2 separate regions of the Homo sapiens genome follow, and region 2 is linked to region 1. The links are chromatin loops, found by intact Hi-C in ENCODE. Cell type or tissue: heart left ventricle. All regions are shown on one strand. Links, peaks and the distances in the headings refer to the core of each region. The heading gives the core; the rest is flanking DNA. Region 1 overlaps RTCA (RNA 3'-terminal phosphate cyclase). Region 2 overlaps LRRC39 (leucine rich repeat containing 39).

Region 1 (2,925 bases), core at 232-2,731:
TTTAATAAATACACTTGTTAAATTAGTGAATATTGCTGATTAACCTAATGATAAAAACTGATTTTTTCAGGTCTTCAAGCCAATTGTTGAAAAATTTGGTTTCATATTTAATTGTGACATTAAAACAAGGTAAGTTGCTTGTTTCTTAAATGTTAGGATCTATTACTTACGCTAGAAGTAGTGGAAAAGTTAGACCCTTAGAGAACTGTCTTTCTGGTACCCACTTAATACATTGCATCTCTTGTAAGAAGTAATTGTACTTTGTGGCTTAAAAATAATGAATAGCAGGAGCATGGGGACTCGAGAGCAGCTACACATCATGGTTATTTATTTCTAGGGAAAATATTTTCAAGGGAATTTTCACAGTGAGGTACCCTCATATCTAGTGATATTTCATGCCCCAGCACAGCTTAAGTGCTCACTGTGTGTAGACAACTGGACTAGACACTAAGGGGTCATAAAAGGAATTCTCTTCCACAATGTGATCAGAATTGTTTTCCTAAGAAACACATTGGGCATTCAGGTTATTTCTCTTTAAGGCTTCCCTTCTGCCACACAATCACTAGGCCATATTTCTTGGTGTGGCATTTAAGTGCTTTGAAGTCTTGCCCTAACTTTTCTAACTTCTTCGTCCCTCTCCTCCTTTCAACGTGTTATGTATTCTAACAATATGTTTGCTTGTTATTCCTTAAATATGCTTTGTGCCTTTGGACTTTTGTGTCTTTGTTCATGTTATTCTTCCCCTGCTCTCCCAAAAGTTAGAAATCCTATGTTTTTTTCAACGTGAAACTTATAATTCTTTATGAACTGTGATTGTGCCTCAATCAGAATTCATATTTGCACCTATGTTGTAGCCTTTCTTATAGCCTGACCTGTATTCTAGTAGACAGTGTGTGGAGCCATCTCCCTACCAGATGGTGAGCTCTTTGAGGGGAGGAGTACTGTCTTCTCACCGTCTGCTGTAAAATAAATGACACCAATTAATTGAATTAAAACTTTTTAAGTGTTTTGCTACTTAAATATTCATCATATATTTATTTGAGGACCTACCATGTGCCAGACATTGTTTTAGGCACAGGAAAATAGCAGGAACAATATAGGTAAGTCTAGCCCTCAAGGCGCTTATATTCTACAATAGCCCTGTCAAATAGAACTTTCTGCATTGGGGTATATGTTCCATATCTATGCTGTCCAATATGGTAGTCACTAGCCAAATGTGACTATTGAGCACTTAAAATGTGGCTAGTGCAGCTGGGGAGCTGATTTTTAAATTTTATTTAATTTTAATAGTTTCACATATCTCAAGGCTACCACATTGTATAGTACAGACAAAATTTTGTTTTTTAATGTATAAAATTTTACAAAATACAGACCTAAAATATTTAGACCTTTCCATGGATTACATGTTTGGATATCATTGACATGTCATTTTATTGTAATATAGAGCTTTGTTTTTGTCATGCAATCAGTTTATGTGGGCATTTGTTATACTTTTCATAGGGGATATTACCCAAAAGGGGGTGGTGAAGTGATTGTTCGAATGTCACCAGTTAAACAATTGAACCCTATAAATTTAACTGAGCGTGGCTGTGTGACTAAGATATATGGAAGAGCTTTCGTTGCTGGTGTTTTGCCATTTAAAGTAAGTTGTTTAGATGTTCTTAGAAATAAAATATATGTGTGTCTTGATAAATATTATGTCAACTAAATTTTGAAATTATTGAGAGAACTTAACATTTTTTTAAGGAAAGAAATAATGTCCTTTGTGGCAATATGGCTGCAGCTGGAGGCCATTATCCTAAGCAAATTAATGTGGGAACAGAAAACCAAATACCACATGTTCTCATAAGTGGAAGCTACGCATTGAATACACATGGACATAAAGATGGGAACACTGGGGACTGCTAATGGGAGGAGGGTGGAAGGGGGCTGAGGGTTGAAACACTATCAGGTACTGTGTTCACTACCTAGGTGATGGGATCATTCATATACCAGATCTCAGCGACATGTAATTTACCCATGTAACAAACCTGCACATGTACCTCCTGAACCTAAAATAAAAGATGAAATATATGTATTAATGGATACATTAATTAACAAAAATAAAATTAATTTGCATAAGCATATTTAAAAATTCAGTGCTCTCTTGAAAATCAAGTTATTAAATAATGCATGTAAAAGCTACCAATTATTTTATGTGTCTTTGAAGTCTTGAAAACAATTTTCCAAATAATCAGTAATTGTTTTATTCTATTTTTCTGTCTTGCTAAAATAGGTAGCAAAAGATATGGCAGCGGCAGCAGTTAGATGCATCAGAAAGGAGATCCGGGATTTGTATGTTAACATCCAGCCTGTTCAAGAACCTAAAGACCAAGCATTTGGCAATGGAAATGGAATAATGTGAGACAATACTTTTTCCTACACATTAGTTGAGAACCCTAAAATAGTTATCTAATTAAATTAAAGATTTTTAGGGTTTCTTGCTTAAGTTTATAGTTTTAAGAAGTATTTATTTATTTATTTATTTATTGAGGTGGAGTCTCGCTCTGTTGTCCAGGCTGGAGTGCCGTGGTGTGATCTTGGCTCACTGCAAGCTCCGCCTCCTGGGTTCATGCCATTCTTCTGCCTGAGCCTCCTGAGTAGCTGGGACTACAGGCGCCCACCACCACGCCCAGCTAATTTTTTGTATTTTTAGTAGAGACAGGGTTTCACCGTGTTAGCCAGGGTGGTCTTGATCTCCTGACCTCATGATCCACCTGCCTTGGCCTCCCAAAGTGCTGGGATTACAGGCATGAGCCACTGTGCCCAGCCTCAGTTTATATTTTTAAGGACATTCCTACCTAAAACACCAGTATGATAAATTAAGACAATTATTCTGAATTTTTTCTGAGGATGGCTTGCCTTTTGTTACCTTGTAAGATCCCT
Region 2 (2,925 bases), core at 265-2,764, 110 kb before region 1:
TCTGTTGTTACTGAGTTCACGGTCAGGCTATTATTAGAAAAATCTATTTCCATCTCTGTAAAGATCGCTAAATTCTTTCTGGTTCTGTGTTTTTATGATCTAAGTCCAGAATATACGATTTATTAATTTGGTTACCTTGAGCAAGACATCCCCCATCTGTGGGCCTTACCTATAAAATGTGAGGTTATAATTAAATGATATCTATGTATTTTCCAGCTTAAATATTCTATAATTCCTATACAGCTTTTTCTAAAAAAAAAAAAAAAAAAATTGAGAAAGGCTGTCTCCATGTTGCCCAGTCTGGTCTCGAACTCCTAAGCTCAAGCAATCCTCCTGCCTCAGCCTCCCAAAGCACTGGGATTACAGGTGTGAAGCTGCTTATTTTAATCTTGATATTCTTTCAGGTCTCTAATCGAAATTTTATAACTCTTCTAAAACCCTTTTGAGGCCGGGCGTGGTGGCTCACGCTTGTAATCCTAACAATTTGTGAGGCTAAAGCAGATGGATCACTTGAGGTTAGGAGTTTGAGACCAGCCTGGCCAACATGATAAAACCCTGTCTCCACTAAAAATACAAAAATTAGCTGGGTATGGTGTTGTGGGCCTGTAATCCCAGCTACTCAGGAGGCTGAGGCAGGAGAATCACTTGAACCCAGGAGGCAGAGGTTGCAGTGAGCCAAGATTGCGCCAATACACTCCAGCCTGGGTGACAGAGTGAGACTCTGTCTCTAAAAAAACAAAATAAAATTTGATTCTACAAATTTTATTGTAGAATAAGGCCTTTTTCTGATATTGCCACACCAATCGTTACCTAAGTACTTGATTTTTTCAAGGAGCTTGGCATCAAAAGGGAGAAAACACAATTTCTGTTTAAACTGTAGGCTTTTTTTCTTTCATTTTTTAGCTAAAGCTCTAGCCAATTTAGCTGAACGAAGCAGCATTAGATTACATTCTTACCCTTCTTACCCCTTGCCTGTGTACTGACCCCTTTCAAATCTGCTTCTTTTGTCTACTTCCTTGCCACTCAGTGTGATTTGCAGAACAGCAGCATCATTGTCTCCTGGGAGCTTGTTAGAGATCCAGACTCTTGGTCCTACTCCAGACTTACTAACCCAGAAGCTATTTTAAATAAGATCCCTATGGGATTCCTACGCAGACAAGTTTGAGAAACACTGGTCTATTTCAGAGCAGAGTAAAAAAGTAAGGACATTTCTTTGGGTTACCTTTGGTTGGTTTTAAATTTCTATGAATTTTCCAGTTAGCCTTTTCTCTGGTAATCAGCTTCTCTGTCTCACTTTAAAAGGTCTCTCAGATTCTTACCATTTTGCGTCAGTTATGATTGTTTATTTATTAATTTTTTTCTTTTTTTTTTAAATGAGACAGTGTCTTGCTCTGACACCCAGGCTGGTGTGCAGTGGGTGTGATTGTAACTTACTGCAGCCTTGACCTCCAGGGCACAATTGATCCTCCCGCCTCACCCCTCTGCCTCCCAAGTAACGGGGACTACAGGTGCATGCCACCACGCCCAGCTAACTTTTTGTTTTAGAGATGGGGTCTCGCTATGTTGCCCAGTCTGGTCTCAAGCTCGTTGGGCTCAAGAAATCCTCCTACCTCAGCCTGCCAAAGTGCTGGGATTACAGGCACAAGCCAGCATACCTGGAAAATTATTTATTTAGTCATATTACAGGTTTTAAACCTAACCTTTGATCTCTATATAATTTACTTTTAAAGTAGTTTATACTTAATTTTAACCACAATCCAAGCTTTATAATACTGTACAATGATTTTACAATGTAATTGTTTTAAGATTAAGGGAAAGGTGCTTTGAAAAACTACATTACACAAATTCCATGTAATGTTTCTAAAAGTAGAAGCTGATTTTGGTCTAACTTAACTTTTGGAAATTACATTTTGCTAACAGAGAATCCTCCTCCCTAATCATAAAATAGATGATGCCAAAAAAGAACAAGCAGTAAGAAAGGGCAAGACTGCACACTCATTATTCCTATATAGAGAACTTCTGAAATTTCTGAAATTAAGTGATTCTTAATTAATGACAAAGATCCCTTTTATCAAAACTTTAGCCAGGCTCCACATCCTCTGCTTGACCAGGATTGACCTTGGGCTTCCCTCTCTGTCCTTGCAGAATCCACTTTGAACAGGAATCTTGCTATGTCTGCACACTTACTAAAAACTAAGTGGGAAAAATTATTCCTCCCTGTCAAGATCTTTTGTTTTTACAGATATTTAGCAACACAAATCATTGCTTATCAGTAGCTTCTTGCCCCCCACCCTCGTTTACTGGAAGAATATCAATTGCTTCCAAGTCCAAGTGTTTACCAAGTAATCCAGGTGATATGGTTTTGCTATGTCCCCACCCAAATCTCATCTTGAATTGTGGCTTCCATAATTCCCACGTGTTGTGGGAGGGTCCCAGTGGGAGACAATTGAATCATGGGGGCAGTTTCCCTTATACTGTTCTCATTCTCTCTCCCAAGATCTGATGGTTTTATGAGAGGTTTCCCCTTTCTTTTTTTTTTTTTTTTTTGAGATGGAATTTCACTCTTGTTGCCCAGGCTGGAGTGCAATGGTGCAATCTTGGCTTACTGCAACCTCTGCTTCCTGGGTTCAAGCAATTCTCCTGCCTCAGGCTCCCATGTAGCTGGGATTACAGGCGTGAGCCACCATGTCTGGCTGAGGATTCCCCTTTCATTTGGTTCTCATTCTCTCTTTGCTGACTGTCATGTAAGATGTCCCTTTGCTCTTCCTTTGGCTTCCACCATGATTGTGAGGCCTCCCCAGCCATGTGGAACTGTGAGTCAATTAAACCTCTTTTCTTTATAAATTACCCAGTCTCAGGTATGTCTTTATCAGCAGTGTGAAAACGGACTAAAATAGTAAATTGGTACCGATAGAGTGGGGCACT

The links. A loop is a pair of places that touch in the nucleus more often than their neighbours do. Peaks named below come from ENCODE experiments on the same cell type or tissue, not always from the same donor. Only the 100,000 strongest peaks of a DNase experiment are listed, where the experiment ranks them.
Region 2: a loop joins it to region 1, with 2.3 times the contacts of the local background. A loop is called at or near these places in 8 of 110 quality-filtered maps.

The regions. Positions count from the first base shown.
Region 1 is chr1:100,273,324-100,276,248 of GRCh38, forward strand. RTCA (RNA 3'-terminal phosphate cyclase) reads left to right here. Exons shown (of 11, transcript NM_003729.4): 5 at 71-129; 6 at 1,501-1,642; 7 at 2,276-2,400. Among named protein-coding and RNA genes, the nearest start is that of MIR553, 6.5 kb to the right of the region's middle. In heart left ventricle, for the core only: no CTCF peak of the experiment used is centred there; no DNase peak of the experiment used is centred there.
Region 2 is chr1:100,163,345-100,166,269 of GRCh38, forward strand. All of the region lies in intron 3 of LRRC39 (leucine rich repeat containing 39), which reads right to left. Among named protein-coding and RNA genes, the nearest start is that of LRRC39, 13 kb to the right of the region's middle. In heart left ventricle, for the core only: no CTCF peak of the experiment used is centred there; no DNase peak of the experiment used is centred there; H3K27ac peaks cover 323 bases.